Regions from separate parts of the Mus musculus genome. Here all the other regions are linked to region 1. A link is a loop called in an ENCODE intact Hi-C map of the cell type or tissue named here. Cell type or tissue: heart. All regions are shown on one strand. Region 1 has its middle 38 kb from the start of Gm36764. Region 2 overlaps Shroom3 (shroom family member 3). Region 3 has its middle 61 kb from the start of Ccng2. Region 4 overlaps Septin11 (septin 11).

Region 1 (8,000 bases):
CCCGGGGAGTGGCACTATTTGGAATCGTGGACTTGTTGGAATAGGTGTGTCATGGTGAGTGTGGGCTTTAAGCCCCTCACCCTAGCTGCCTGGAAGTCATTCTTCCACTAGCAGCCTTCACATGAAGATATAGAACTCTCGGCTACTCCTGCACCATGCCTGCCTGGATGCTGCCATGCTCTTCCTTGATGATAATGGTCTGAACCTCTGAACCTGTAAGCCAGCCCCAATTAAATGCTGTCCTTATAAGAGTTGCCTTGGTCATGATGTCTGTTCACAGCAGTAAAACCCTAACTAAGACAGCCATATTGTATATTTTTTTATATGACTTCTTTTGTTTGACACAGTAGTGTTGCATGTAGTCCATTTTGTGCCATGTGCCAGTATTTCATTTTGTGTGTGTGCACGTGCACAGCTGTTCTGAAGACTTTTTTCCCTTAGCTGACAGTGGGACTGTAGTCTAAATGACCTATTGCAAAGCTGTGTGGTGGTGAGGCACGCCTATCTTAGCACTGGGGTGGCGAAAACTGGTGGATCTTTGTGAGTTCAAGGCCAGACTGGTCTACAGAGATAGTTCCAGGACAGCCAGGGTAACACAGAGAAATCCTATTGTCTCAAAACAGACTAACAAATACCCCAATTAACGAACCAACCAACCAACAAAAACAAACAACCAAAAAACCAAACCTACTGCAAAGTAGAAAATGTCACAAGTCACAAATGCATTTGATGTGTCTGAGTTTCCAAGCATTAGAGCTTAGGCCAACCTACTTTAAATGTATTGACACCTACCCAGTAAGTGGTGGCCCCGTGGTCAGAGTGTGGGAGGGTGGCAGGTCACTGTCAGTGCCCAGCATGTTGCAAGGGTAGCAGTGGCCCTGAGGAAGAGATTAGAGTTTGAAGCACAGATGTCTACTGAATACTTGTTATAAAATCAAATAAATCACTAAGTCATACACTGGGGACACGGCATGTCTATTTCTCTGCAATAACTACCTAAATGTGTAGTTGCTAAATTGTAAGGTAAATACATGTTTCATTTTTCTAACAAGTTGCCAAACAATTCTTTCAACTTGGCTCACGTGCTCACCCAAGACGTAGAACCCCATTCTTTAGCTTATCATACTAGCCATTGTAGCAAGTAAAACAGAATCCCACTTGGGCTGAAATGATCACGCCCCCCACCAGTTAAAGGTTGCCCACTTTTATATGCCTGGCAGCTAGGAGCTCCCTTTGAGACACGGCTATTCCTTAAAAAAAATATTTTATGTATATGAGTACACTGTATTTGTCTCAGACACGCCAGAAGAGGGCATCTGATCCCATTACAGATGGTTGTGAGCCACCATGTGGTTACTGGGAATTGAACTCAGGACCTCCGGAAGAGCAGTCAGTGTTCTTAACCACTGAGCCATCTCTTCAACCCTTGTCTAAGCTCTTAAAGTTATTTTCTTTTCATTGCTGACTCATATTAATCAATAACATAAAAATGAGGTTTTTATGTAATTTCCTGTAAAATACATGACAGGGCTCAGCTCACTATCCCCAAATGCATTGACATTTGAGAACATTTGAGAACAGGAGAAGCAGGCAGGTTCCTCTGACTTTTCTCGTGATGATTTCCCCTCAAGCAGGGCCTGCAACAGTTCTCTGACTTCCCATGAAGTGGGTCACAAGATGGCCTCAGAAAAGTACACTCTATTCAGAGTTCTGGAATTAGGGGCATGAGCCACCTTGGTGGGTGTTTTCATCTTTTCCATAACAGTAGCTATAGCCAGACTAACAAGTATTAGGAAATACCTCATTGTGATTTGAATTTCTGTTTTCACTCTGTATGTGTGTGTGACTGTATATGCTCTGTATATGTGCAGCATGTGTGTGTGTGTATGTATGTGTGACTGTGTATGTGTGCAGGTGCAAGTGTGTGCTATGTGTGTGACTGTATGTATGTTTTGTATGTGTGTGTGCAGGTGCAATTGTGTGTGTGTGCAGGTGCAATTGTGTGTGTGTATGTGCATATGTGTGTGACTGTATATGCTTTGTATGTGTGCAGCATGTGTGAGTGTGTATGTGTGTCGCTATGTATATGTGCTTTGTATATGTGTGCAGGTACAAGTGTGTGCTATGTGTGTGAATGACTGCATGCTTTGTGTGTGCAGCTGCAAGTGTGTGTGTATGTGCATGTGTGTGTGATTGTATATGCTTTGTATATGTGTGTGTAGGTGCAAGTGTGTGCTGTATGTGTGACTGTATATGCTTTATATAAGTATGCAGGTGTGTGCTGTGTGTGTATATGTGTGTGACTGTGTGTGTGCTTTGTATATATGTGTGTAGGTTCCGTGTGTGTGTGCATAAGCACATGAGTATACTTGAGGTTGATACTGGATGTCTTTATCACTCTTCCCTGTCTATAGTCACTGAAGCAGAGATAAGGGTCATCTCCACTCCTCTGCATTTGAGGACCCAGCTCTCTCGACGCTAGTTATGGGAACCACTGTCCTTCTGCATGTTTCCTGTTTTGTCGTCGTTCATTGTTTCACATCAGTGCTTTGGACCTGACAACTTAACTTTAGGTTTCATGCTCTCGTGTGCTTTGCTGTGAGGAACTAGCATCTCCTCCCTTCAGCTTGAAGAACTCAGTTTTGTTTTTTCATTAGGGAAAGCCTCGTGGTGACACTCCATCTCCACTTTTCTTAGAGGAGTCCTCCTCTGGTTGGAACTAATTTTACAAGAAGCCTTTAAAATTTGCCTTATTTTTTTATTTTTGTTTATTTCAGAGGGCTGTAGCTACAGACGTGTGGCACATGTCCTACAATGTCCTTTTGAATCCTATTATGTCTTCAAAGCAAGAAACATTCGGTAGGATGTGTAGAGAAGATTCAGGGAATATGATTTGAGAAAAGAAACCAAAGGAAAAACTGGAAGAAAAGAAGTTGTTATTCTCAATGTGAAAATAAATACCTCTTTAAGGGTTTTAACTACATAAGGCAAAAGTGCTTTGGTATGGGCAGTTCCCTCATAGTTTTAATAACATAAAGGCATGGCCAACGGTATGGAACTCAAAAGGAGCCAACAGTATGGACCATGGACACCTTCTGGACATACTATAGCAAGTTCCAACCAGAAAATCATAGTCATTTGTGAATGAAAGAGCAAGAGTGACTAGTATAGAAACTGAAATAAAAATAAGTTCACAGAGAGATTCAGAAGATGCACACACACACACAGAGGCACGCACACACGCATGCACACACACGGACGCATACGCACACACAGGCACGCACAGACGCATGCACACACACATGCACACACACACACAGAGGCACGCACACACGCATGCACACACACACAGGCACGTACACACGCATGCACACACACGCATGCACACACACGGACGCATACACACACACAGGCACACACAGGCACGCACAGATGCATGCACACACGCATGCACACACAGAGGCACGCACACACACATACTAGTCAGGTAAGAGACAAAGATTGACAGATACACAATTTCACATATCAAACTAGACCTTATCTTAATCTGTTGACTTAAGGACTTTGAGTTTTACAAACTCTATAAAGTTCATCTGAAAAAAAAATAGAAAATTGGTGTGTGTGTGTGTGTGTGTGTGTGTGTGTGTGTGTGTGGAGAGAGAGAGAGACCCTTGTTCTTTCAAAAAATATGGTGTCTATTTGCTAATGCCTTCTTATTATTTTTTATTGTGTAGAAAATTGTTCCTAGGGGTCAAGAGGTACAGAATTGTAATGCCAAGGTAATGCTAATACCAGGAAACTAGATTTGTGCCAGTTACCAATGTATTGTCTCTCAGCTTCAAATACATGTTCTTTAGGTTAAGCACAATTTTCAGCGTTCTCGGTAGAGGGCGCTAGAGCAGCGACCTAGAAAGACTGCAGTTACTCCTCTATTAAAATGGGGTGGTGCCCGTAAACCCTTAACAATGGAAAATGTGGCTAAGCTGAAATGTATGTGACTCACCTAACATCGAATATCTAACTCAGCCTAACCTGTCTTCACTGTGCTCAGGACATTAGCCTGTACTTGGGCAAAACCCATCAAACACAGTCCTTATTTCCCGAGTGTTCAGCTCATGTAGTTTATTGAATGCTATGCCCAAGGTAAGGGGCAGAATAGTTTCGCGAATATACTTTTGTACCATTATAAGGCCAGAAAATTATAAACTGTGAACTGATTTGTAGGTTGGAGTCAGTCTGTACTCTTGCTCTCTGTGCCTCTGCCTACCGGGTCAGTTTTGTGGCCGTGGGGACATTTGATGGGAGTTCTCAGCTCCAACTGTATCCCAATATAGGTTTTCCCCAGCCACCCTATAGCTTCAGTCTGTTATCTGGGCTATGTGAATGAATACACGCCTGAGCTCTGAGAGATTCTGCTTGCCTGAAACCCACAGGACTCCCACTGAACAGCTTGCTTTTCTGTGGACCCTGTTAGCTGTGCTGGTAGGCTGCATTTGTTTGCACTCTGAAGGTTTGTTTCCTGCTTGCCTGGAGTGGACAACCTGGTTGAGCTCATGCAAATCACCTCCCTGCTATGTGATATGAGTTCAGTTCTCCAAGATCTGAGCATCCTTGGGGGTGGGGGAAGGGCACTTTTGGCTCTGTTTTTCCTTGGGTATTTAGGGTTCTTACATAATTTCCTAGTATACCGTGGTCATTTGTTCTCCTTACTTAACATGTCCTTAGGTTACACTTCACCTTTCAGACTGTTGCTTTAGACAGCAACACTGATGGCTTGATGCACAGCTGCCTTCCCGCTTACAGTTTATATATAAACCAGCACCCGTGAGTCAGTTTTTTTTTTTTTTTTTTTTTCTGTCTAGTTTGGATTCGGAGGGTCTGAAACTGGGTTGGGCTCTCACTTCTCAAAGGAAATGCACACACCCTTTGCTTCAATAGCTAGACTCTCAAGAGTGTAACTCGTGTATGTAGTCAGACTTGAGAGCAAGCGAGGTCCCTATTGAAGAGGCCAGTGGTCATCCGTTTGGCAGGGCAGCACTCAAGTTACTAAGCGTGTGACAATTCAATTTTTGGGAAAAAAAATAATGATGTACCAATGACGTAAGTCTTAGTGACAAAAACAAAAATGTAGCTAACCTGAGTAAAGATGCCATGGCTTTGAACTTCTGTGATTCTTATTTATTATAATCTTTAAGACCTGAGATTTCACATGTTCATGCTAGCCTTGTGATCCTAACAACAGAAACTGTACCAATGACCACAGCTGTGGCTCTTACAAGTTAAGGCACTCCAAAAACGCTAGAGGCAGTATTAAATCCCAGCCTACCCTGGTGTCTTATCAACTGGCAGGTTTGGTTGTTTGGTTTTTTTGGTTTTTTTTTTTTTTCGAGACAGGGTTTCTCTGTGTAATCCTGGCTGTCCTGAAACTCACTCTGTAGACCAGGCTGGCCTCGAACTCAGAAATCTGCCTGCCTCTGCCTCCCAAGTGCTGGGATTAAAGGTGTGTGCCACTATTGCTCGACTGGCAGTTTTAAGGAGCATCCCTGAGGATTCTGAGGCAGGTCGTATTTTGACCACACTTTGAGAAACCATGAGTTGGCATCAAATGAGCTCCTATAAGAAAAGTAAGGTTTTGGGGCTGGAGAGATGGCTCAGTGGTAAGAGCACCCGACTGCTCTTCCGAAGGTCCGAAGTTCAAATCCCAGCAACCACATGGTGGCTCACAACCATCTGTAACAAGATCTGACGCCCTCTTCTGGAGTGTCTGAAGACAGCTACAGTGTGTACTTACATAAAATAAATAAATAAATCTTAAAAAAAAAAGAAAAGTAAGGTTTTGTCAAACAATCAGAATAAGTTATTTCTTTACCCGTGGAATAGCCAATTCAAGCGAGATTAGATTATAGTAAATGTGGGTTTATTGGGAAGTTGCTATTGGGTGGGCGAGTTTTCTGGCCTCAATGAAGGAGGCCAGAGGAGTCACCATGAAAAGGGAGAGAGGAGAGGATGAAGAGTGAGTGTGAGGGGTGGGGGTGGGGGTGGAGGAGGCCAAAGTGTCTGGATTATATAGAGAAGAGCCTCTGGGGCTAGGGCAGCCCAGGCTCTGAGCTGTAAAGTTGGGAGCAGGCTTTGTCAGATAAGTAGTGAGGGATGCTGGGAGAACCTGGAGGCCAAGTCTGTCTTATATGTAAAATATGTACCTCAGCCCCGGAACCACATACAGGGTAGGTAAATGGTTCGTGTATCTCTTTATTGTATGAATGGTCATCTGATACTTCATCCAAGAGTGAAGGCTGTATATCCTTTGCCATTGATTTCTGTCTTCATGTGTCCCTGATCATTTTAGGCCTGCTGGAAATGAAGAAGTGATTTCAGATAGTCCTTTTTTTTTTCCTAGTAGGAAGTTGTATAAAACCTGTTTCTACCAAAAAAGAAAAAAAGAAAAAGAAAAGCTAAGAAAGAAAGAAAAAGAAAAGCTAATTTTGAATTAGCAGGCTAAAGCTGAGTCATATCAAGAAATTAAAACTAGAGAGCAACGAAGTTTGGAAACACAAAAATAAAAACCCAGTATTTTCCAAAGTATCTAGGAAAACAAAGTTAGTAATTTAATGCAAGATCCTTGAATACTTCTGCGTGGACAGGAGAGGGGCTCCCAAGGCTCCACTCCTGGCTGAGGGCGCTGTTGATGGTGGCTGGGGGTAGGAGTCATTTTGGGGTGTGTGGCCAGTGGTAGGTTGCCCCACCCCCACACGCAGGTGGGCAGCACTAATTGGATAGGGTGGGTGGGAGGGGACATGAAGAGGGGGCTCAGAGAGGCTCAGGGGCGGTGGGAGGATAAAGGACATAGTTTATATGTTTGAAGTTCTTGAACAATGAACTTTTTAAAAAAACAGATCTGTAAGGTACAGTTAGAGCATTTAAGGCATATATGTCCTTTTTAGACTGAGTGAGTTTCGGTCAGATATTAAGAGAGAAACAGGGAAACCGGCAGGACCCACCCTTGCCTTCTCACCTCAATGGCAGCTGCTGATTTGGCCCGCGCTGGCCCATTTTGCTGTACAAAGTGAAACCTAGAGTGTACCCCGGGGGGGGGGGGGGGGGGCAAAGGAAACTGTTCAGTGTCTTGGAGAACTCTGTGGCTCCTCCCTCATTCTTTAGGGGGAAGGCAGCTCCCACCAGGAACAGCACCAGGGACTCTGAGTCAGCTGCCTGTAGGGACAGGCTGGAACTTCCCAGGTGACCTGACTGGTCACAGGACGCACTCTTTCCTGGAACTCCCTGGGTTTCTGGTGTATTCTTAGGTCACCGCGCCCACCGTGAGTGAGAAGCGACAGGAGCGAGCACTCTGTGAGCCCTGTGTTCTGATGCCCAGGGGGAAGGAAGACGCCCAGGGGGAAGACATGACTGTCATCTCTGTTCTGTCTCCGAGGAGGACCCTGTTAGGAGGAGGTTTCTACAGTAAATGAATTTTTTTTTTTTTAAATAGTGAGAAGAGAGAACTGAAAAGGAATGAAAACGCAGGCCTTTCTACTTGGAGGCATTTAAAATCTACTTTGAAAGTATAGTGGTTCTTCAAAGTGCTGGGGTCAAGTTCAGCACCAATGAAGACCAACCACATCCACCCGTGAATCAGATTTCACAGTCCCACGGGCACCTCACTCATTTCATTGTAACCGGGGAAGGATATTGGTAACAGCAACAGAACAGATGCCATGCTCTGGAGGGTCTTCAGTGGTGGCCTAACAATGTTCCAATATTCCCTGTCACTCTGCTGTGAAATTACTTATGTGTCTAAGTCAGAGAAGTCATCTTGACAATGTGTGGTTTGACCCCAGTCATCCTCAAGTGTTTCTACTTGCACGTATGAAGGCAGAGGGCAACCTTAGGTGTCCTCTCTCAGGCTGTCTCCCCTATGTTTTGGGGTAGGGACTCTCGCTGGCTGGCCAGCAAGGCTGGGGTGTGCTTGTCCCCACCTCCCTGGTGCTGGATTACCAGTGCCC
Region 2 (8,000 bases), 240 kb after region 1:
TGCTCTTCCAGAGGTCCTGAGTTCAATTCCCAGCAACCACATGGTGGCTCATAACCATCTGTAATGAGATCTGATGCCCTCTTCTGGCATTCAGGTATGCATGCAGGCAGGATGCTGTATACATAATAAATAAATCTAAAAAAAAAAAAAAAAAAAAAAAAAGGAATGAAATCAGGATACCCTTCAATGTGAGGGGACCCTTAAAAGCCTGTGCTGAAGATAGAAAGGTGGCTCAGTTGTTAGGAGAGCTTGCTGGTTTTGCAGGGGACCTGACTGGGCTCACTGAACCCATGTCAGGCAGCTCACAACCACCTGTAACTCTAGCTTCAGGCTCTCCACTGGTCCCTCTAGCACCAACAAGCAGGTACACACATCCTTCCTCCTCTCTCCTCTCTCTCTCTCTCTCTCTCTCTCTCTCTCTCTCTCACACACACACACACACACACACGTGCGCGCACACACACACACACACAAGTAAAAATAAAATAAATAAATTTAAAAATTTCTAATTAGAGGCCATAGACACAAGGCCATAAATTGTATGGTTACACTTACATAAAATGTGTGGAACAGGCAAACCTGTGGAGACAGGCAGTAGAGTCTAGTAGGTGCCAGAGGCTAAATGCAAAGGAAATTTGGGGAATAACTGCTAATGTGGCGCCTTTTGGGGAAAAGAAAATATTAGGTAGTTGTGACATTTGGACCAATCTGAGTATAGACCAAGATCTCTTGACTTGTGCAATTTAAAAATGTGAATTTAATTTTATGGTCAGTCTCTTTGTTTGTTTGAGACATAGTTTCTCTGTATAATCCTGATTATCCTGGAACTCACTCTATAGACCAGGCTGGCCTCAAACTCAGAGATTTACCTGCCTCTGCCTCCCAAGTGCTGGAATTAAAGGTGTACACCACTGCTTGACAAGTTATATCTCCTTAAAACATAAAGCATGAAACTTTATTCAAGATATATCGAGAGATAGAGATAGAGATAGAGATAGAGATAGAGATAGAGATAGAGATAGAGATAGAGATAGAGATAGAGATAGAGATAGAGATAGAGATAGAGATAGATATGGATCTCAGTCCGAAGTTGTCACTCCATAGAATAGCTTAGCATGCAGGAGGTCCTGGGTTCCTGCATTCGTGTGCTTGTATACAGGCTTGTGTTTTCATTTTTACCAATATATCTAGAAGAATTCCTGCTTATATAGCAAATCTATGTAATTGCATCTATCTAAGGAATCCCAAAGGGATTTCCAAAGGGGCTGCGTAGGGTAACTCAGCTTCTAAATTTTTCCTCAAACATTCAACTTTTAGCATTTTTTTAAAAATGTGAATTAAGCAATTCTTTGTTTCTCTCTTGTCTTTGATTTTAATGTAGGTCATAGTTCCTCATTAATCTCAAGATGGGCCCCTACTCCAAGCAACAGCACACTTGACGTGAACACTTAATACAGTGTGTGTCACCTTTTAAAGATCAGTGTGTGGCCCAGGTGAGTCAATCTGAGTCTTAAGTCCCTGATTTGTCCTTTACTCTTAATATCCTTCCAGAGTCTATCAGCTAGGCATAGCGCTTTTATCTTTGTGGGTATCCATCATATCAAGCCTTTTCAATTTTAGTGTGTGTATGTTTAAGGATGGAGGTTGGGAGAGAGGGAGGCAATGGCTGGGGGGAGAGAAAGAAACAGAGAAGAAGGAGCGGGAGAGACAGAGACAGAGAGAGACAGAGAGGTCTCAGGTACTCCACACCAGCCTCAATTTCTTAGGTAGTAGAAGCTGGCCTTGAACTCATGATCTTCCTGCCCCCACCCCCAGATCAAGTCGTCTTTCTTTTAAAGGCTTTAGTCATTACTTACCCGGTTTCTTTCCTCTTCAAAGCCACTTTATCTATGACTGTGATACTATAGAGTTATACCCCAACCATTATACATTAGAATTCAAACCAGCAATCAGCTTCCCTGTCTCCTACTCCTTTTAAAGATGGGAACTCAGTGGGTAGCCCAGGCTGGCCTTAACCTTAGAACTCTGGTGCTCCACGCTGAGACTGATAGACATGTACTGCCTAGCCAGCTCCCACCCCATCTCCTACAGCCAGCATGAACATCATTTTCGCTCCCTTTCTGAGGTGAAATATACAATCAAAATGTCTACGAAGGAGTCAGGAAGGGCTTGACAGTGTGATAGTTCTACAGAAGGTCCCCAGAACACAAGGAAAATCAGGAATCAGATGCAAGGTTAATTAATCTCTTACTCTAGTCGCCCAGCTAGGCTAATGTGACTCAGCATACCTGCTTGCCTAAGGGGATGGTTACAAGAATTTGATAAGACCTGATAGAGCTTTGGGTAGTTCCACAGCATTGTAAAGGAAGTCCATTATAACCCAACCCAGCTTCTTCCTTCCCAGTACTTCAGCAAAATATTAACTAACCATGTTCCACCCTAGATCTATAAAGCTTTCCACTGTTGAAAAAAAATTTGGGTTTACCCAGGCATGGTGGTGCATGTCTTTAATCACAGCACTTAGGAGGTAGAGGCAGGGGCAGGAGCAGGGGCGGGGCAGAGGCAGAGGCAGGTAGATCTCTGTGAGTATGAAGCCAGCTTGGTCATCATAGTGAGTTCTAGGACAGCCAAAGCTACATAGTGGGATCCTGTCTCAAAAGAATTGAGTTAGTGAGGCACCCCTCACTAAGAGACTTTGCAGCACCCTACTATCATACTAAGTCCCCATACTAAGGACCAGTGCAGCCTTCCACTCCTGTCTCAGCCTGTTAACCAGGCCAGGTAGCCACAACTTACATAGCAACTACCAAAAAGACCAGCAACCTCAAGGGTTAATCCATCGTTTTATGCTCTCTAGCTTGCAGAGGGGACAGCTCTAACAGGGCTGTGTGATGCACCGAGGAACTTTGACCCACATTCCAGATCTACTTTCTGCTCTCTTTACTCGGCTGAGAGAAGGAGGGAGGTCTGCTCTGGAAACCAGGGCCCCCCTCCTCCCTGCCTTCTGAGGTTTCCACTTCCAGATGGTTTTCTTAGGAAACTCGCTGGATAATATGGAGGATAAAGGTTATACAGGATGCGATGAGACCATCAAACATCTAGAATTCACACGTCAGTCTCCTTCTGATGCATACAAACCATTCAACCTGGTCCTTGAGTTTTTCTCTTAAGCCCTTCAGTTCTGTTTCCACTGTGCTGGATGTCCCCAAACTCCCTGGAGAAAAGGGATCTTTTAATGTAGTACCTGTGCCAGCTCCCCTCCATGTCACGGTTAAGGTCTCTAATGGATCATTGACCCACAACCCGGCTTCTTCCTGACAAATCGTTAGAATCACCATCTCCGGCTTTGGATGCTGGTCCCGTCTGTGTCTGCTTCCATCTCACTTTGTGCTCAGCTCCCACTCTCTACCCCCTTCTTCCTTCCCAGCCTCACCAACCTCAACCAAGGAGCAGAGCTTCCCAACCCACAGATCATGTCACTTGTAAATGGACCATGTCTGAAAAGACTGGTAGCATACCCGTGTCCTGTGAGATACGTTGGGTGAGCATCACCCACCAAACATCTACAACTCACATCCTTTCCTATTCTAGAAGGAAGTTTTCATCTCATAAAGCACACAGCTACCTCCCTTGGACCCCTAGCTTATGGGTGAGAAATGGTTAATCACGTAAGGTTTTGGGGATTGGAAGAACAGGGAAATCTTGGTAATACCATGTGCATTATTCTAGGCACATTAAGGCCTCATAGGGACCACCAAAGTAGCAACAAACGGAAGCCATTTGGCATCTTTCTTTTATAATATGATGTAAGTTCCAGAATGCCAGCTCTTCCTAAGGGGAAAATAGCAGGCAAAGGTCTTGTCTTCTGGTGCCACCTTGTGTTTGTGAGAGGAACGAGTGAATGTGACTGCAGGATAGAGCTTGGAAATTCTTCAGTCCAACTTTGATTCACAGATAAATGGAAGCTCAGACTGGAACCAAGGACAGCCCCTTCCCCACCCAACACACTTTCTCTGCAACACACACCTGTCATCTGCACACATATGTCTTCTACCTGGCAGCAAAGGTCAGTGTGCACAAATGCACAAATGCTTCTTTCATTCAGTGAAACATACATTCATGTGTGACCGGGCCAGCTCACCATAAGAGCTAGCACAGAGCACTGGCTATGGATAAGGTGCCGTGCTTCGCACTTTTATAACTCACTGAGTTCCTCCAGTCTCCCTAAGGACAATAACTATTGTTAACCCCGTCTTACTTTTAAGGAAACTGAGGTTTAGAGGGGCAGAGTAACTTATCCCAAGGTACACGAGTGTATTCTGGCAGAAAAAGAATTCAAATGAGTCTTCACTGGTTTGGTCTGCATTTCTCACTATCATTATTTACCACACTGACTTTGTCATATGAAGCTTGATTTCCACAGGAAGGTTTCAAACCAGGAGAGATCCTGAGAGCCCATTCAGTTATTTACAACCATTTCCATCTCTATCCCATGCTGGTCTCCCCTTGCTCCACTAAACTAATATAATTTAATACCTGTGCTTTCCACAATGTGGTTCTTGGACCAGCAACTTCAGCATCATGACAGATCTATTGATGCTTAGATTTTGGACTCACAGCTGTCATAACTGTGAACAATAAACAACTGCTAGTTACGAACTGCTCAGTCTAAACTACTACACTACTGTAACAAGAACTAGAAAACACAACCAGAAAGTTGAAAGTAGTCAAAGAAACTGAAGAAAATGCAAACAAAAGGGGATCTTGGGCTGGAGAGATGGCTTAGTGGTTAAGAGCACTGACTGCTCTTTCAGAGGCCCTGAGTTCAATTCCCAGCAACCACATGGTGGCTCACAACTGTCTGTAATGGGAGCTGATGCCCTCTTCTGGTGTGTCGGAAGACAGCAACAGTGTACTCACATACATTAAACAAACAAACAAACAAATCTTTTTAAAAGGGGGGTAGATCTTACAAGAATGGATCAAAGGCAATAATATTAAGATGCTGACATTCCCCAAATGGATCTATAGATCCAGTGGAGTTGCTACCAAAATCCCCATTGGTTCCTTTGCAGGAATTGATAAGCTAATTATAAAATTTATATAAAAACTCAAGAATATCTGGAAAAGTCCTGAGATAGAAAAAGTTGAAGGAACCATACTTTCTGGTTCAAATTTTAATATTAAGCTAACATTCACCAAGACATTGTGCCAAAGGACAGACAGACATCAAGGCACTAGGATGCAGAGATCAGAGCGAACCCTCGAATTTATAACTAATCTCTCAGACCTCGGGTGCTCCTGAGAGTCCTCCCCATTCCTGTGATGAGGTGACAGTAGGCCTTGAGAGCAGTCTGCCCTGACAGTCTACACCAGTCAATCCCCACACAGGCTACTTGGTGCATCTAGAGTCACCTTTCGATTGTCTTCATAACATTACTAGGATCCTCTGCAGCCTTCAGTTTTTCTCTGTTTGATCAAACACATTCCAATGAGCTTTCTCTTTTATTCTTTTCAACCACTGTTGCCTAAAGTTATGTGAAAACATCCCAGTTATCATAAATTACAATTTTTCATTTATGTTTATTTGTCTGACATTAATAACATGAATCTATGTTTCTTTTGTTAATATTCATCTTTTGTGATACCTAAAACAAATTCAAGGCCAGTGTGTGTGTACATGTATGTCTCTGTGTGTATGTCTCTGTGTGTATGTGTGTATTTTAAATCAGACATTTTAGATGATGTATTACATAATATCTAGAGCCAGTGAGATGGCTCCATTGGTAAAGATTCTTGCCACCGAGCCTGGCCAGGAAACTTGAATTGAATCCCCAAAATACACAGTGTAGAAGGAGAGAACGAACTCCCACAGTAGTCTTTTGACCTCCACACAAACACTGTAGCACAGACAAGCCCCCCTCCACATACACACAAAACAAAGTTGTTAGTTCAAAAGATTCAATCTGATAATATTCAAGGTTTCAAATAAAAATCTTAGGAAACGAGGAACTGAATTTCCTTAACCCTTAATATTCTGAGACACATGAAGGGAGCGTACATCTATCCAGGGTCCTAACTTCACAGTGCTTGTAAGGGGTGATGCAACTCCTGGTTCCACGACTTGAAATCTGCCTAATATCTGGGTTACCTCAGGCTGGTGGGCTGCAAAACACAAAGCTCTGCTATACAGAATGAAATGCAATATTCTTTGTGCCTTCCCTCATGTCCACTTGAGGGCGCCAGTGCTCACAGTATGTAAGTCCTATGACCAAAGGATGAAGGAACTGTATATTATTATAGTGATTATTTGCAAGAAACATTGGAAACTCACAAATGTGTATTTCCCATAGCCCACCAGTCACGTGACACCAAACAAACCACTTCGTCTGGCTTCTACAAAGTAGTGGTGATGTGTAGACACTGACAGTGATGGAGTTGATGAAGATAGAACAGACTTTAGAAATGAGGGAATATTAGGGTATCATTTGGAAAAAAAAAACAAATGCTTACTCTGTACTAAATTTTATATTTGGAAAATAGTTCTCTGTTTTTATAATACAAGTATTAAAGGAAGACATGAGGTGGATTTCTACGCTTAGCAAAGAGACGTGAGTTTATAATGGTGAGCTCTGCCTCTCTTCAGTCAGCTTGTGATGAGCAGAATCTATCAGAGCATCACAACCTCTCACACTCCTCTCTTCCTCTCTGCCCTTACCCCCACCTCTCTGTTTCAGGTCCTTGTTTGTCTGGTTTTTATGAATTCATGGATAAGACCAAGGAAAGAACTATTGTGTTAAACCTGAGAGCTGAGCCAAAACCGAAGGAGCACCCTGAGATATGAGGAAGGGGGTGTGGTCACAGTCAGTACCTGCTCATGGCTTTGGTTTTATTGTTTGTTTGTTTGTTTGTTTGTTTTTTGGTTTTATTGTTTTTGTTGTTGTTGTTTTTTGAGGTAGGAATCTCTTACATAGTCCTGTTGTGGAGTTTACAGGGTCGATCAGGCTGGCCTTGAACTCGCAGAGATCCATCTGCCTCCGCATCCCAAGTCCAGGGATTAAAGGCATGCCACTCGTGGTTTTAAACAAAGTTTTAGTAACTTGGGACAGAAGGAAACCTCCTTAACAATAAAGAACATCTACAAAAAAATCTCCCACAAATATTATGCTTTAGAATTTATAAGATCGGCTCATAAGATAATACATGAAAGGCAATTATTATGTATCAATGGCAAAAATAAATAAAAAAATAAATCAATTATTTACTCCAGTAAAGAAAATATCTGAGAGTAAGTCTAATAAAACATATACATAAGACTTTTACACTGATAACTACAAAATAATACTGGACAAAACTAAAGAAGCCCTGTACAAATACAGCAATGTCCTTGGATTGAAATACTCAGCAGTGCTAAGATGATAATTTTTTTATGAATCAACACACAGACATATCACAACCATAATAGGATCCAAGCATTCTTTTTGTTGCAAATTGATGTTTCTAAAATACATATGAAAATGCAAAGGACAAAGAAAAGCAGTTGAGCCAATTTTAAAAAAAATTTATTAGATATTTTCTTCATTTACATTTCAAATGCTATCCCAAAAGTCCCCTATACCCTCCGCCCACCCTGCTCCCCTACCCACTCACTCCCACTTCTTTGCCCTGGAGTTCCCCTGTACTGGGGCATATAAAGTTTGTAAGACCAAGGGGCCTCTCTTCCCAATGATGGCCAACTAGGCCATTTTCTGCTACATATGCAGCTAGAGACACAAGCTCCGGGGTACTGGTTAGTTCATATTGTTGTTCCACCTATAGGGTTGCAGACCCCTTCAGCTCCTTGGGTACTTTCTCTAGCTCCTCCATTGGGGGGGCCTGTGTTCCATCCTATAGATGACTGTGAGCATCCACTTCTGTGTTTGCCAGGCTCTGGCATAGCCTCACAAGAGACAGCTATATCAGGGTCCTTTCAGCAAAATCTTGCTGGAGCCAATTTTTAA
Region 3 (8,000 bases), 360 kb before region 1:
TCCAGAGTTCAAATCCCAGCAACCACATGGTGGCTCACAACCATCCGTAAGAAAATCTGACTCCCTCTTCTGGTGTGTCTGAAGACAGCTACAGTGTACTTACATATAATAATAAATAAATCTTAAAAAAAAAAAAAAAAGATGGCCTAGTCGGCCATCACTGCAAAGAGAGGCCAATTGGACTTGCAAACTTTATATGCCCCAGCACAGGGGAACACCAGGGCCAAAAAGGGGGAGTGGGTGGTTAGGGGATTCTGGGGGGTGGGTATGGGGGAACCTTTGGGATAGCATTGAAAATGTAAACGAGGAAAATTCCTAATTAAAAAAAAAAAGAAAATGTAAACGAGGAAAATACCTAATTAAAAAAAAAATTTAAGTTAACCAGGGGCTATCCAAGATTTTTAAGTGCCTCACTAATGATTCTGGGTTTAGGTTTCCATATAGGATAGTATGAGAGCAATCAAAACTTTAAAAACCATTTAGGGGTGGGGAGCCTCAGGGTTGGGATCAGACATGGAAGGACTGGGAAATGAGTGTGATCAGGGTACATGCTGTGAAATTCTCAGTCAATAAAAATATGTTGAAAAAAAAACTGACAAACCACAAATCTAAAAAGATTAAAATAAAATTCAGGGGGCTGAAAAGACGAGTCTGTGGTTAGGGGTGCTTACTGTTCTTGCAGAGGATACAAGCTCCATTCCCAGCACCAGGGCATCTCACAATCACCTGTAATTCTATCTCTGGAGAACTGAAAAGCACCTGCTCCCAATCTTTCAGACACACACACAGAGAGAAAGAGAGATAGCGAGAGAGAATATTAGTAAAATAAAATGAAAGTTTGAATCCTGGTCATTCTTGATGAAAAAGACCAGAAAGATTTTGTTTGTAATTTGTGTTCAGTGCAAAGGCACCTATATTAAATAATGATTTCTGTTGGTTGCAACAATATAGGAATTGAGATATGTTTATGTTTCAAAGGCTAATAGTATAGAGGTATATCTCCTAAGGTATTCCTGTACCTTCTTTTCATGTAACTTTATCATAAAGTAGTGGACTATGGATATCTGCATATCTCTGGCTAGTCAATATAGTTCCTGTTCCCATTGCTGTGATAAAATACCCTGAGAAAACAACTTAAGGGAGAAAAGGTTTGCTTGGATTCACATTTGAGGCTTCAGTCAATCATCATGTAGACATCACAGCAGGAGCTTGAGGCAGCCAGTCACCTTCTATTCATGGTCAGGAAACAGACAGTAATAAATACATGTGCTCAGCTCACGCCCCTTTCTGCACAGTTCAGGATCCCAGCCTAATGGAATAGTGGGATGGGGCTACCCAGCATGGGTAGGCCTTCTCACCTCAGTTAACCTAGGCAAAATCATCTCCCTTAGGCATTCCCAGAGGTTTATCCCAGATGATTCTAGGTCACACCAAGTTGACAACTGAGATTAGTCATCACACAAATTTCAAAGGAATTCCAAGTGAATGATTCTAGTTGGGGACGGAGGCAGGAAATGGACCCACTGACCCATGTAAATATGTAAATGAAGATAAATGTTATGTGAGAATATTTCTCAACTCATGAAATTGTCAGCAAAATGTACTTGGAAATTTTTTAAGTAGAAGGATAGCTGGTAACTCATTAGAATTGACTAGAATTGTCAGTCCAAGGACCACATGAAGCTTTAACTGCCACATCAAGGTCTGAAGCAAGCAATATCAAGACATAAGATGTTGGAAATTTTGATTCTTCACTACCAGATTTAGTTGCACTCAAAGTCCTATACAGAAGCATTTGATTATGATCTAGAATTCTGTCTACATGGACACGGGAACATTGAATACATTTCTAGGTGCTTCTAGATTTTATGGCAGGAGGAATTCTACACATGGAACCCCACATGGAACACAGTAAAGAGGTCTTCTTACCCAACTAATCCTACGTGAAAACAACACAGACTTGGGAGCTCAAATCAACAACCATTGGGGCTGAAGAGATGGCTCAGGGTTAAACCACTGGCTGCTCTTTCAGAGAACCTGGGTTCCAGCACCTATATAGTAACTAAGAACTATCTGTTATTCCAGGTCCAAGGGATGTGATGCCTTTTTTTTTACACATCCACTAGCACCAGGCATATACTTGATACATAGACATACATGCAGGCAAAACACCAACATACAACATACAAAATAAAATAACTTTGAAAACTGTTGGCTATCCAATACCAAATTGTCAACACTGGAACAGGTATGAAAACATACACACAAGTAATGTCCCCAAAAGGCCATGAGTTAAAGGATCGGATGCTAACCCAATATGCTACTGAGCTATTATGAAATCTTTAAGGAGGAGGGGTTATCCAGAGGAGGTTAAGTCATTAAGGGTATGCATTTGAAGAGAGGAGTGTGACTTCAGCCCCTATGGTCTCTTTGGTTGCTGGCAACCATGAAATATGCAGCTCTTCCTGCTATATGGACTCACCATGGAATAGTGGACCATCAGAGGCCCCTATCTACCTTCCCCATTTATAATCTCAAGCACCATATTCCGTGCAACATTGTCTACAATATAGGTGTAGGGAATTCTGGACATGGCCTCTTGCTTTGCACAGCCATAAGGAGGTAGTTTGTGTTGAGATCTGCCTTCTGCTGTCCAGAGCCACAATGACCTGCACCCCAAAGAGAATGCTATGGTTACTGTGAATGGGAAAACAGCAAGCGAGGGTGAGGAAAAGAGAGTGTGATATTTCTTGTAAATGATTTTCTGAAGTACCAAGTTATGCAACTAGGAAATGCAGAAAAGCCAAAAGAAGAAAAGGTGGTGAAATAAAAATAATGTGAGGGCCAGACAATATGCAGAGAGTGAGATACCTTGTAATACTCAGCCCTCAAAGAGATGTCTTTATCAAATCCTTCCCATCAGGGCACAGGGTCTCCTGCTGAAGAGGAGGCAGACAGAGTGTAAGTACCAGACAGGATGGTAAACACCAAGAAAAAGGAGACCATCTAAAGAAAACAGGGCTGGTGCACTTAAGAATTCAGAGACTGGGCTGTGGAGATGGCTCAGTGGTTAAAAGCACTGGTTGCTCTTTAGAGGTCCTGAGTTCAATTCCCTGCAGCCACATGGTGGCTCACAACCATCTGCAATGGGGTCTGATGCCCTCTTCTGATGTGTCTGAAGAGACCAATGATGAATACATTTTAAAAATAATAATTCAGAGACTGAGGCAGTGTACACATGTTGATCTATATGAGATGAAATCCTAGAGCTACGAAGAGAAGTGGACACAAGCCTCTAGCCCTAACCAAGAAGCTATCTCCGATTGATAATCCCTCACAGAAGAAAGTCTCCCTGGAGAAACAAACAAATCTAAAAGGTGGTCCTCATGCCCAGCAGTAGATACCAACACAAAAAGAACCCCATAGCATCTTTGGTCCTTGTCTAATAATATCCTGTCAGGGCCTTTCCCCACCCCCTTTTTTTTAAAACTTTATCCTTTTTTAACTTTATTTTTCTTCTCTCTCTCTCTCTCTCTCTCTCTCACACACACACACACACACACACACACACACACACACACACACAAAAAAAAAAACAAGTCCTTTGAGTATATATTATAGCTTTCAGGTTTGTGTTTTCATGGGATTCCTGAATATGAGAACAGGAAGTTCTCCTCTTCTGGATCTATTTCTTGTACCTTTTCTCCAGCTCTTTTTCTTCTGCTTGTCTTGTCATATTCAGATGTGTTTGTTTCTTTTTCATCTTCTCTTATTTTACTTTATTATTATCCCTCTGTTTGTTTTCTACTGAGTGACAGAAAGGAGGTGGATCTGAATGGGAGTGGCAGGTAGAAGAAGCTGGGAGAAGTAAAGGGGGGGGACCATAATACGGATTATCAAATTGGAGGGGGTGAGCTATTTCAACTAAAGGGAAACTGTTGTGAAGTTCAGGCAGGCTGAACAATCTTGAAGACATGTGAGGTTATTGTAGCTCCTTTTCCAGTTTCAGGAGTACCCTCAGTACAGATCTCTCCATCTTGATCTCTAGTTGAGATGCATGCGTTCCCATACATGTAATTCTATGTCTTCAAACGACTTCAAGTGGTCAAAGCTCAATTTTCGTTGATTTCATTGCTAATGAATTTCCATCTGTTGAAGGGAGAAGCTTCCCAATTTAAGCGCCGTCCAACTAACCCAGGGACCATACAGCTTTGCTCTATGTGTGATTGCTGCCACCTGCTGGCCAGTATGCTGATCTCAGTCACAGGATGCCAAGGGCTGCTTGGGCCTACAACTTGCAGTCCGGGCAGGTAAGGATGCCTACTCAGAACTACCTGTATCTTTAGAGATAGAAAAGGCATAATAAGCAGCTATTTTCGATGGATTTGAGAAGATCTTACAGACCAAATTATCTTCCTTTAAGTTAAAAAAAAAAAGTAAGATCAACTGCTCTTCTTTTTGGACCTCAATGGGTCAAATAAACAAGTGACAGCTTCCACAGACATTTGTTAACCTTGGGCACAGATTTGTCACCATGTTTCCAGGCTGTGACTCTTCTACCAGTTATGGATGGCTGAGGCTGCTGAGTGACAGTGCTCTGAAGACTGAGCCGCTTTGTGGAATTCCTTAAACGCACAGCTCTGTTGACCCTGTAGGTTCCTCAAACTAATCCTGTCCCACATTCCCCATTTTGGAGAGTGGCAGTCACAATTGTACTGCAGACCTAAAGTCTTTTAGGTACATTTTAACACTTGGTCACATCTACAGCCTATCAGGAGACCAAGTTAAGGTTAAATGTGGCAACATAACTCTGTGACAGAGTGAACATGATAACATGTCATTCTCTTCTTTATAGCACCAGAATGGCTCACTGCTGGTCACTTTATAGCCCAGGAATGTCTAGGGAATCATAGTTCAGTGAGACAAGGCACTTATGATGTTGAATCAGAACCTGCTGGAACTCTTGCCTCACGAGGAATGCTCCCAACTCTGCACATATCAGCATCCCATGCTCAAGAGGCCATGAACATAGGTACGTTGCATGGTCTCCAAACCCACATGTACTTGTACATTCCTGCTGTGAACTTGTCTCAACCTTGGGGATCTTATTGAAAATTTGAGGAGATGATATTCATACCAAACTCAAGACAAGGGTGCCTTTGTTATAGCTTATAAAACTATGAATGAAATTTATTGCTACAGATTTCTATCTCATTCTGAAGACGGATGAATTATCACTATCCAGGGAGGAGTTGGGACCTCTCAACTTGGTCCAGGAATTTACCTCTATGACTTCTGACAAATGCCATTTATTCCATGACTGTCATAAGAACATGAGGTCTACCAATAGGCCTAGGTATTACCAACACCTGAAGCCTGATGAGGCACTGCCAATGCCTGGGCAGTGTCCATTTCTCATCAGCTGCCTGCTGGAAGGAGCTCTGAAAATTCTCAGACCAGCAGGCCTAGGAAAGGGCATAGGGATGTACTTGTAGAATTTTATGTCATGTCTATAACCCACTATAAGACCAAGTGAGTATGTGGCACATCATTTAGAGCTGGTGGCTTCCAGAGCTTCAGTGCAGACTTCAGAAAACAAGACTGTTAACACAACATCCTGAATGTTTTAACACGTCCCCAGTCTGGATATTGTATGTTGTGATGGCTAGTCTTCTGTCAAATTAACACATGCTATAGTTTTCTGAAAGGAAGGAGCCTCAGTTGAGAAGATGCCTCCATAAGATCTCACTGTAAGGTATTTTCTCAATTCGTGATTAATGGGAGAAGGCCAAGCTCATTGTGGATGGTGCCATCCCTTCACTGGTCCTAGGCTCTATAAGAAAAAAGAATGAGCAAGCTATGGGGAGCAAGCCAGTAAGCAGCTCCCCTCTGTGGCTTCTGCATTAGCTCCTGCCTCTGGGTTCCTGTCCTGACTTCCTTCAAACATCAATACTGAAGTGTAGGCCAAATAAGCTCTTCCCTCCCCAAGTTTCTTTGGTCATGTTTTATCACAGCAATAGAAACTCTAATTAAGACATATGTGCACTGATGACACATCCATACAACAGTACATCCCTGGTAAGAGGCCACGTGGGTCCAGGAACTAAAGGGTAAGAAGAGGAGTGGTCCAATTTTCCCTCCGTTGAGTATTTTTAGGAAACACTGATTAGAAGAAAACAGATCTGGTTTTTCTCCAAGCTCCAGTTCTCACTGGATGGTCTCCTTCCTTCCTTTCTCTCTTTCTTTCTTCCCTCCTTTCTTTGGTTTTGTTTGCTTGATGGGTTTTTGTTGTTGTTGTTGTTTGTTTTTTTCTTTCTCTCTTTCTTTCTTTCTTTCTTTCTTTCCTTTTTTTTTTTCTGAGACAGGGTTTCTTTGTGTAGTTCTGGCTATCCAGGAAATCTCTCTGTAGATTAGGCTAGCCATGAACTCAGAGATCTACGTGCCTCTGCCTCCCAAGTGCTGGAATTCAAAAGGTGTTTGCCACCACCTCCCAGCTAGGATTTCTTGCTGCTATTGACCCAGGTTAACTCATGACTTTCCTGGACCTAGAAATCTGTTCATGACCTCCAACAACATCTCCACCATTCCTTAAGGAAAGGTTCATCATTAAGCATCCAAGACTCAGGCAATCAGAGAAACCCAGACCAGTAAGGTTAGATTCACATTTGGGCTGTTGGTTGCCTTGTTGAATCTATAGTGATCCAGGCAGCTCTCCACAGTCTTTGCTTTTATAGTACTGGGGTTGGTGTTAGTCAGGATATCATACAATCAGGATGAAAAATAAAGGGCTATGTGGTTTGAACAGAAATGGTCCCCTATAAACTCACATGTTTGAATATTTGGTCTACAGGGAGTGACACTATTAGGAGGTGAAGCCTTTTTGGAAGAAGTGTGTCACTGTGTAGAAGGGCTTTGAGGTCTCATAAATGCTCAAGCTAGGCCCAGTGGGGTAGTCTCTTGCTGCCTTCAGATCAAGATGTAGAACTCTCAACACCTCTAGCAATATGTCTGCTTTCCTGCCATGAAGACAATGGATTAAACCTTTGAACTGTAAGTCAGCCCCAATTAAATATTTTTCTTTATAAGCATGTCCATGGTCATGGCAACTCTTCACAGCAAGAACACCCTAAGTCAGACTATTTCACATAAACCTTCTTCTAAATACTAATAGCTTTGATTTTCTTAGAAATGTTAGATCTGGACCCTAGATCAAGTAAGAAATGCCAAACTAAAGCCATACTGTACCCAGAAAGCCAAGCTCAGAAGAAATGATCCCCTGAGTTAACCAACTACACCTTTCACAATGACAGGGAGAAGCCCCGCTAGGTGGATGACTCTACCACACAAATCCATGTGTGCCATAAATTGCTTGCTGCTTGTGAACATCAATCTCTGTACTATCCTTGGATATGCACATAAAGGACCAACCATAGTCTTCCCAGTCTCTAAGCTATAACAGAACCCCAAACCTGCTGAATGGCAGCATTGGTATGCAGAAGACCAGGTCAAGGGTAATAGGCCTGCTAAACTTTCTTTTTCCAGAAAGTAAGAAAAGGCCACTCTCAAAAGACCCTCCCCTTCTGAAAGCTATATGAAATCTTAGACATGCTGGAATATGTAAGATGTGATTTAAGAAGGAGGAGGTAGGAGGAATTTTCCAAGGTACATCAGCTCATTATTTTGGCCTAGCTAGGCTTGTCAGAATATGTATTTTGTCTATCACCTCCTGTGGGTCCAGAAAGCTGTACAATTGGGGGAGCTGGTTTGGAGCAAGAGTGAGTTCAGACACATCCAAACCCTGAAAATCTCATCCTGAGACAAGCAGGGGTAGGATTGCTTCTTCCTTGCTCTGAGCCTGCATGTTCCAGTGCATGTGACAGTTTTGACCCCCATCTCCACCACCCTTGAGGTAGTCACATAACCTGATGGCCAAATTACAGCTTAAATGCCCTCTCTCCCTATAAGGACATGTCCAGCAAGCACCTGGAATTCCTCTTCAT
Region 4 (8,000 bases), 190 kb before region 1:
CCTGGTATTGCTACAGAAGCTCACAGGCCACTGCTATCCTGATTGTTTGGTCACCATAGTGACGCAATAAGTTAATCCTTTGTACCCTTTAAAAAAAATACCTCTAAAACCTCTGTCATCTTCCCTGCACTGTAGAGAAAAATACTTGCTTCTATTTTTCTGGCGATGGCCAGTTTCCAGTCTGTAAGTAGGAAAAGGTAGACATGCAAGAGGAAGAGATTGTTAGCGGTCCCCAGGAGGCGGGCGACACCTGCTTACTTTTTCTTATCCTTGTCCTTCTTGGTTTGCTGGGCCCCAGACTGCTGGGCCTGGGATTGCAAGAGCTGAGCCGCCGCCTTCTTTTTCTGGAAGTTGCTCACCTCCTCCTCAAGCTCCTTCTTCTTATCTTCCACCTTCTTCTTCTCCTCTTGGTGAGTCCGCTTCAGGAGGTCGAACTTCTCATGAAGCTGGGAGGGAGAAAGGAAAATCGGCGTGGCGAAAGGAAGGAAAATCCATGTGAGCCCGTGCAGATTCAGAACATGCAGCCCATATCTGCGCTTGCTTTGTGGTGGTTAGAAAAGCAATGGCCCCCACAGGCGCATAGATTTGAATTCTTAGTCATTAGGGAGCCATCATGGCACTACATGACAAGGACTAGGAGGTGTGGCCTTGTTGAAGGAAGTGTCCCTGGGGATGGCTTCCAGGCCCCTCTCTTCCTGCTGCCTGCAGATTCACATGCAGAAGCCTCAGCTACCTCACCAGCACCCTGTCTGCTGCCTGCCTGCCTGCCTGCCTGCCTGCCTGCCTGCCTGCCTGCCTGCCGCCATGCTCCCCTCCCTGAGGACAATGGGCTAAGCCTCTGAATGGTAAGTCAGCCAGCCCCCAATTAAATGTTGTCTGATATAAGAGTTGCCATGGTCATGGCATCTCTCCACAGCGACAGGACAGTAACTAATTCAAGTCTGACATATCTGGGTGGCTTATGGAGGAGGAAGGTGCAGATGCTGAGCCCTAAGCATTTTCTGTCATTTGAGTTCATCAGGGCTGAACCCCCTTGGGCATACTTAGTGACAATAAGGCATTTATTTATTTATTTATGGTTTTCTGATTCTACGGCCCTGGCTATCACTAAACTCATTAGAACAGGTTGGCTTCAAATTCACAGAGATCTGTCTGCCTCTGCCTCCTGAGTACCAGGACTAATAGCATACACTACTATACTGTGAAATAAGGCACGTTATTTTTGAAACCATAAAGATAGATGGCCAGCAAGGTGGCTTAGTAGGTAAAGGTGCTTGCTGCCAACCCTGACCCAAGTTGGATCTCCAAAACCTACATGGTAGGAGAGAAAACTGATTTTTGCAAGTTGTCTTCTGACCTACACACACACACAATTTTAAGTGATATATTTTTCTTAAAGCATAAAGAAGGCAAAAATTAACCATAAGCCTAATAACAAAGTCACCCTAGAAACAAAAGTGGATTCTTGTTTCTGGGCCTTAGATAATTCAGCGTTCATGTACAGATATTATTCCCTCTCTTTCTATACATATGCGTACATATAAGCTTAGTTAAACACACTGTTTAAATAATAAAATGAATAATTATTAGCTTTTGGCAAACAAAATCCCTAATCATGGGCACAGCTCAGCGGTAGAAGGTCTACCATGCAGGTGTGCGGCTCTGGCTTCTGAAACAAACAACAAAATAGTCAGAAAAAGGAACAGAAAGGGGTTGGGGGTGGGATTGCCAAATTCCAAATTTTATCTCATCACAACTTGGTTAAGGTCAGCCAATAATACTCAATTTTCTTTTCTCCACAGCACAACCGTTTTAAGCACTCTGAGTAAATGGCCTCTACGTTCTACTAGCTTCTTTAAAAATATTTATTTTCAATGTGTATATGTTTTGCCTCCATGTATGTCGGGGCGCCGTTGTGTCTGGTACCCACGGAGGGCAGCAGAGGCCATTGGATCCCCTGGAGTTACAGATGGTTATAAGCCTTCATGTGAGTACAGGCACTTGAAGACAGGTCCTGGGGAAGAGCAGTCCTAATGACTGAGCCATCTCTGCAGTCCCAAGTTTCCTCAGTCTTTAAAAACTAAAGTAAGTTGCAAACATTATTCTGCAGAATAATGCACAGGGAAGTGCGGCTGGCCTAGGTGGGGACCTGGGTGGAATGAGAAGAGATGATAGCAGGAAATACGCTGGAATGAGGGCAGTGTGGGTGAGCCCATAATGCAAAGCCTCCACTGGTTAGCTTGTTTAGTTGGCTGAACCCCCAAAATCTCACATTTGAAGACTTATAAACTGAGGAACCTCAGAGCTGAAAAGACCACGTGATCAGTTAGAGAACTAAGATCTGGTTTTAGCCTTATCTACTGCAAAAATCACTCAGCTTTATGGCCCTCAGTTTACCATCTGCTAAATGGGGACAAGAATATCTGCCAGCATTCCTTGCCTGGTGGGGAAGCTGCTCTTGTGGTAACGGGGAAGGGGAAGCACTCTGTACCACTGTGAAGACTCACTAACCGCAGCATGCTGAGAAAATGCCAGCGTCCGCTCCTAGAGGACAGACAGCTCACCTCTTTTTCTGCCTCCTTGAGCTCCGCCTCTTTCTCCTTCACCCTCATGACGAACATCTGTCTCATCTCCTCCTCTTTCTTCTGTAGCTCCCCCAGGAACTCGTTCCTCTTTGCTTCGTAGGTCTCCTGAAGACTATTAAGAGTCCGCAAAGCAAGACAGGGCATAAGACAGCATCGTACATCCCACTTCACGCCACTTCTCCCTCTCTGGTTCCAAAAGAAAAAGCTCAACTGCTGCTTACCACACTGAAGCTCAAACCAAGAGTTTTATTCTTATTTATGCCAACATGACAGAGACAAACACGTCCAAAAGCATAGGGCAACGCCGAAGGACTACAGCTCATCAGCCAGGTTTCGTGCAAGAGCAAGTCAGCCTAGCATCACGGGTGAAATGACAGGAGCTGGACTCAGACAGAGCTGTAATTCTGGCCTCAGCAACTGGCTGACCTTGGTAGGCACGGCTCTCCAGTCCCCTGCACAGGGGTTTCAGGCACAGTGACACTCACCTCCACAGGATAAGATCGTGCAATTGAGTCAGGCGTCACTTGAGGAAGGCATCTACTCCTCACCTCCCACTACCCTTCAAAGGGCAAACAGGCTTAGCGAGAAGTCCACCTTCTAAAGCCGGGGCTTTGGGGTAGAAACCCGCGATGGCTCAGGCCACGGTACAGTTTCTAGTGGTGTGGGGAGGTGTCTAATTTTCATTTTGAATCCTGTACTTTGCCCTTCTGCAGAACTCAGAGCCTGAGTTTCATACTGAATGTCATACTCAACTGTTTCAGAACAAAGGCATTTATAGAGAAAGCTGTGACGAGACTATACAGTCAATAGATCTGAACCGCTAAAGAAAGTCCTCTTGCTAAGTCTAATTTGTTCCCTGATCTCACCCAGAGGGGTTAAGGACACGAGTAGTGGCAGGGTCAGGACTTGAACTTGGGTTCCTTAGCATTCCTCAACACTGGTCCTGGCCAATGCATTCAACTTCACAAAAGCTTGTTGTTTCACTTTTGTGCATAGAAACAAATACTCTATTAAAAAACAAAACAAAACAGTTTTTTTTTTAATTATCTTAATAAGCCTAGAGTGGGGCTTACTTTATGGGGTTATCATCTGGGAAATTCATTGCAAGTGCAGACGGACTTGCTACACCTTCACAGAGTCATCCTATCTGGTTGGAGATAGTTTCACAAGCCTGCAGGACTTAATGAAATGATACTAAGTTCATTAGAACTTAACCTCTCGGATAGAAGTCCTTTGTGTGAGATTTGCATTTGTTCTCACCAAACACAGACATGATTATGGGAATGCACAGTTGTACCATGCGGGGAATCAGCCCAGAAGTACTGATCTTTCTCCAAAGTGATTCCAAGAGAGAACTCCTCCACCAAAGGGCCATTCAGGCCTGGGAGGAGACTGCCTCAGTGAGCACTGACAGACAGCCTTAGGTTCTTTGGCCAGCCATCAGTTCGACGGCTTGTAGATTTCAGAGTATGTCCTAGGGATACCCAAAAAAGGTGGAAAACTGGTTGTTCAAAGGCACTGTGGCTTTAATCAGAAGAGGCTCAGAGTCCAGACAAACCTCACATTGGCGCAACTGAGGTTCCTATTTAAGAAATGGCTTGGGCTCAAACTGGACAATCCCTTCTTCTACCAGGAGGTGGCAACCTTCCATAGTGACTCAGAGTTATCCTTCCATTCATCCCAAACTTTCTCCAACAATGGGGGGGGGGGGGGATGTGGGGTGTGAAAGGAGGACAATTGCTAGGGTGCTGAGTCTACCTTCCCCACCCCTGCATTAATTAATTTATTCATTTTACATCCTGATTGCTGCCCCAACCTCCCTATCCCCTGCCCTGAGCCTACTTTTAAAGTGTTTTTTTTTAAGATTTATCTATTTATTTTATGTATATGAGTACACTGTAGCTGTCTTCAGACACACCAGAAGAGAGCATCCGATCCTATTACAGATGGTTGTGAGCCACCATGTAGTTGCTGAGAGTTGAACTCAGGACCTCGGAAAAGCAGTCAGTGCTCTTAATCCACAAGCCATCTCTCCAGCCCCCTCTCCCCTTTTAAAGTTTTTTAAAATTTATTTTTATATGTATGGGTGTTTTGCCTGAATGTATGTTTATGCTCCACAAATGTGCCTGGTGACCAAAGAGGCCAGAAGAGAATGTCGTATCCCGTGGGGCTGAAGCTGGCCTTGAGGCACCATGTGGACGCTGGGAATCAAACCCAGGTTCTCTGTAAGAGCAGCCAGTGCTCTTAACCACTTAGTCGTCTCTCTAGCCACAATTACTTTTCTCCTCGGCACATTTTGGGTGTCCATCCATCTGTGATGTGGGAAATCATATACATTTCCTAGGCTTTTTCCTTTCCTACCCTCTGTCAGAGCGAGCTGTACACCAGTGAGATAACAAGAACACCTGAGGGCTGGAGACGTGGTTACACTGCTGGTTGCTCTTCCACGGGACCCAAGTCTGGTCCCCAGCACAATCGTCATATGGCTCACCTATAATCCCACCACCAGGGGATCTGACTCCCTCTTCTGGCCTCTGTGGGCAGACACTTGCACACACAGACACACAAACACAGGCATACAGACATCCTTGCATGCTTTATAATGAAAAGATACCTGAAAAGCTAAGAGCCTTAGAAAGTCCAAACTGTTTAAGACAAATGAATGGGGGCAAATGTCACCCAGCAGCTGCATCCTGTGAGGGTGTGGGACAGGCACTAAACCCCACAAAGTCAGGAGCTAGGGCTCAGGAACCAAAAAAGCAAGGATTCAGAACAGCCTCCTTTCCCTAACTACTAGGACTTTAGGAGGTTGCTTACACTTTCGGCGCTTTGAATGCTAATACTTGTAAACACGGGCAGCAATGCCAATATCCACAGCATCACCTAGCTAAGATGATAATGCAAAGTGGTTATTGCCCGGCAACAAAGTGGTTTTCCTAACACCCGCTGATTAACCCCACCTCACCTCACGCCAAGCTACTGAGGTAACAAAGCCTCATAGATACATAGTTGCTCTCCAGCAACCCTTTCCATGGTGCAGACACACCTGTCTGCTGTGTAGCTCATACCTGAAGGGCTTGCTGTCGGGGTCCGTGTCCTTGAAGCCCATCTCCTCAAGCTTGCAGCGCCGATACAACTCGTAGTGGCGAGTGTGCGTCTGCTCTCGCAGGTCCTCCATGTTCACTCGGATCAGCATCTCCCGCAGCTTCACAAAATCACAGTGGTTTTCGTTCTCAACTACAAGAAAAATGAGCAAAGGAGAGGAAGGCCATCAGTAGTGACTTCACTGAGAGGCAGGGTGACGCTCCAGAGGGGGTGTCGCCACCCCTCTTAAGATCTAAGGTCCAGAAAGCATAGAGGATGTCTTGCTAGCTTCTCCCTCCATGCTCAAGGAAGCCCAGGCGAGGGTGGCGGAATTGATGCTGCGGAGGGAGGGGCTTCACAATCTTTCCTTTAGCTTTCAATCATTCTGCCTGCCAAATGGTGAGTCTTCTCCTGCAGAGGCAGAGTCCGGGTTTGGGATGCAGCTGATGGCCCAACATCTGGGTAATAACATCTGGCTCCAAGGTCAGCCCCAGGGCTACCACTCCAGGCTGTGCCAGCCCAGCAAGGCAGTGCTTAAATACCACCATTCTTCCCAATGAGCAGATTTCTGCTGCAATAGCATTTCCTTGGAAAAACAACTTTCCCAGATATGAGAGAGAAACAAGTTCTTCCCAGCTATCTAATGCTTTGCTATGAGACAGGTGCTGAGGGCTACTCTTTGTGAAGAACCATTTCCTAATTTTACTAATTTCTTAAAGAGCCCAGCATCTTGAGGGCCCGCCTCCAGCTCGGGGCTTGTAGCTGCCTCTCAGTCTGTCTACCTGCCCTACTGATGACCATTTCTTTCTTCCTCACATCCACGGTGGCTTAGCTGGGGGGTGGGGGGGGGGGGGTTTGCAGGAAGCAATGAGGGGAGTGGGAGTGAGGGAAGTGGGGCAGACAGCCTCACACATTCCTACATGCCCCGTGTTGACACCTTCTTCCACATCGTGGGGCAGGGAAGAAATGTGGCTGTCATTTCTTCATCACGGGCACTGGCATGGCGTCCCTCTCCCGTGACAGGACATACCCTGCACCACACCCCAAGGGTACTGCCTGGCCTTCGCCATCTTGTTGCCAATCTTGACCTCTTCAGTACTGCCGACCACTGCGAATGGGAGATGGACCTGCCGGGTGACAGAGAGGTAAATGGTTATCACATGACACCAATCAGAGCTCCTGTCCCCATCAGAGAGGGGTCTTTTTCCTCAGAGGCAAGAGAAAAGGGGGAAACATGAAGGAGAGCCAGGAGGGACTATGGTCTGGTAGATGTCCTTCATGAATCATAGTCTCCATGATCTTGTATTCTAGCCAAATACAAGCTAGATTTGAGGAGCAACCTGAGCTTGACCTGCATGTCATCTGTCACAGCTGACACTGCGACACTCTGCATCCATAGGGTACTTAAAACATGGCTTGTGGAGGAGGACAGGAGACATGGGTCAGTGCTTAAGAACATTGGCTGCTCTTGCAGGGAGAGCACATAGTGGCATTTCACAACTCCAGCTCACAAGATATGATGCCCCCTTCTCGCCTCTGTGGGCACTGCACGCACATGGTACATAGATACACATGCAGACAAAATGCCCACATGTGTAAAATAAAAATAAGTAAATCTCTGGTTGATGGCTCAGAGCATACACAGGCTGGTCCAAGGACTCTGGCACATATGTCGCAGAGGGTTGCCATGTCTGGCCTCAGTGGGAACAAATGCACCTAATCTTGCAGAGATTTGATGTACCAGGGTTAGGGGTAATGGGAGTGGGGGCTGCCCTCTCAGAGGTAAAGCGGGGATGGAAGGAGGAACTCTGTGAAGGCAGACTGAGGGTATAAATAAATTAATTTAAAAATAAGAAAATCTTCCTACACACACACACACACACGGTTAGGGTTAAGGGTTAGGGGTTAGGGTTAAGGGTTAGGGGTCAGGGTTAGGGTTAGGGGTTAGGGTTAAGGGTTAGGGGTCAGGGTCAGGGTTAGGGGTTAAGGTTAAGGGTTAGGGGTTAGGGTTAAGGGTTAGGTGTTAGGGTTAGGGGGTTAGGGGGTTAGGGTTAAGAGTTAGGGCTAAGGGTTAGAGGTTAGGGTTAAGGGTTAGGGGTCAGGGTTAGGGTTAAGGGTTAAGGGTTAAGGGTTAGGGTTAGGGCTAAGGTTAGGCTTGTGGGATCAAGATGCTCACTTTTAAATTTCATTTCCTTTTAATTGATTTATATTCAAATTTAAAATGAAAGCAATGGAAAGTATCTTCCCATTAAATATTAAATTTATTGATTAGTAGGCCTTTGCATTTCATTTAGCTTTGAGCTCAAATCAAATCTTAAGAAAAGAGAACAG

Evidence for each region. Hi-C counts contacts between places; a loop is a spot of excess contacts. Peaks named below come from ENCODE experiments on the same cell type or tissue, not always from the same donor. Only the 100,000 strongest peaks of a DNase experiment are listed, where the experiment ranks them.
Region 2: it touches region 1 in a loop (4-fold over the local background); 10 of 42 quality-filtered maps call a loop at or near these places.
Region 3: a loop joins it to region 1, with 2.8 times the contacts of the local background. A loop is called at or near these places in 2 of 42 quality-filtered maps.
Region 4: a loop joins it to region 1, with 2.7 times the contacts of the local background. A loop is called at or near these places in 11 of 42 quality-filtered maps.

The regions. Positions count from the first base shown.
Region 1 is chr5:92,966,609-92,974,608 of GRCm38, reverse strand. No RefSeq gene overlaps it. Among named protein-coding and RNA genes, the nearest start is that of Gm36764, 38 kb to the left of the region's middle. In heart, a CTCF peak has its summit at 3,879 (motif pointing right); no DNase peak of the experiment used is centred here; H3K27ac peaks cover 437 bases.
Region 2 is chr5:92,724,335-92,732,334 of GRCm38, reverse strand. All of the region lies in intron 1 of Shroom3 (shroom family member 3), which reads right to left. Among named protein-coding and RNA genes, the nearest start is that of Shroom3, 45 kb to the right of the region's middle. In heart, CTCF peaks have their summits at 3,878 (motif pointing left) and 6,237 (motif pointing right); a DNase peak (open chromatin) is centred at 3,874.
Region 3 is chr5:93,324,487-93,332,486 of GRCm38, reverse strand. No RefSeq gene overlaps it. Among named protein-coding and RNA genes, the nearest start is that of Ccng2, 61 kb to the right of the region's middle. In heart, a CTCF peak has its summit at 4,246 (motif pointing left); a DNase peak (open chromatin) is centred at 4,246.
Region 4 is chr5:93,159,946-93,167,945 of GRCm38, reverse strand. Septin11 (septin 11) reads right to left here. Exons shown (of 10, transcript NM_001009818.2): 6 at 6,700-6,796; 7 at 5,654-5,822; 8 at 2,565-2,697; 9 at 259-446. Among named protein-coding and RNA genes, the nearest start is that of Ccni, 43 kb to the left of the region's middle. In heart, CTCF peaks have their summits at 1,942 and 4,204 (motif pointing right); no DNase peak of the experiment used is centred here.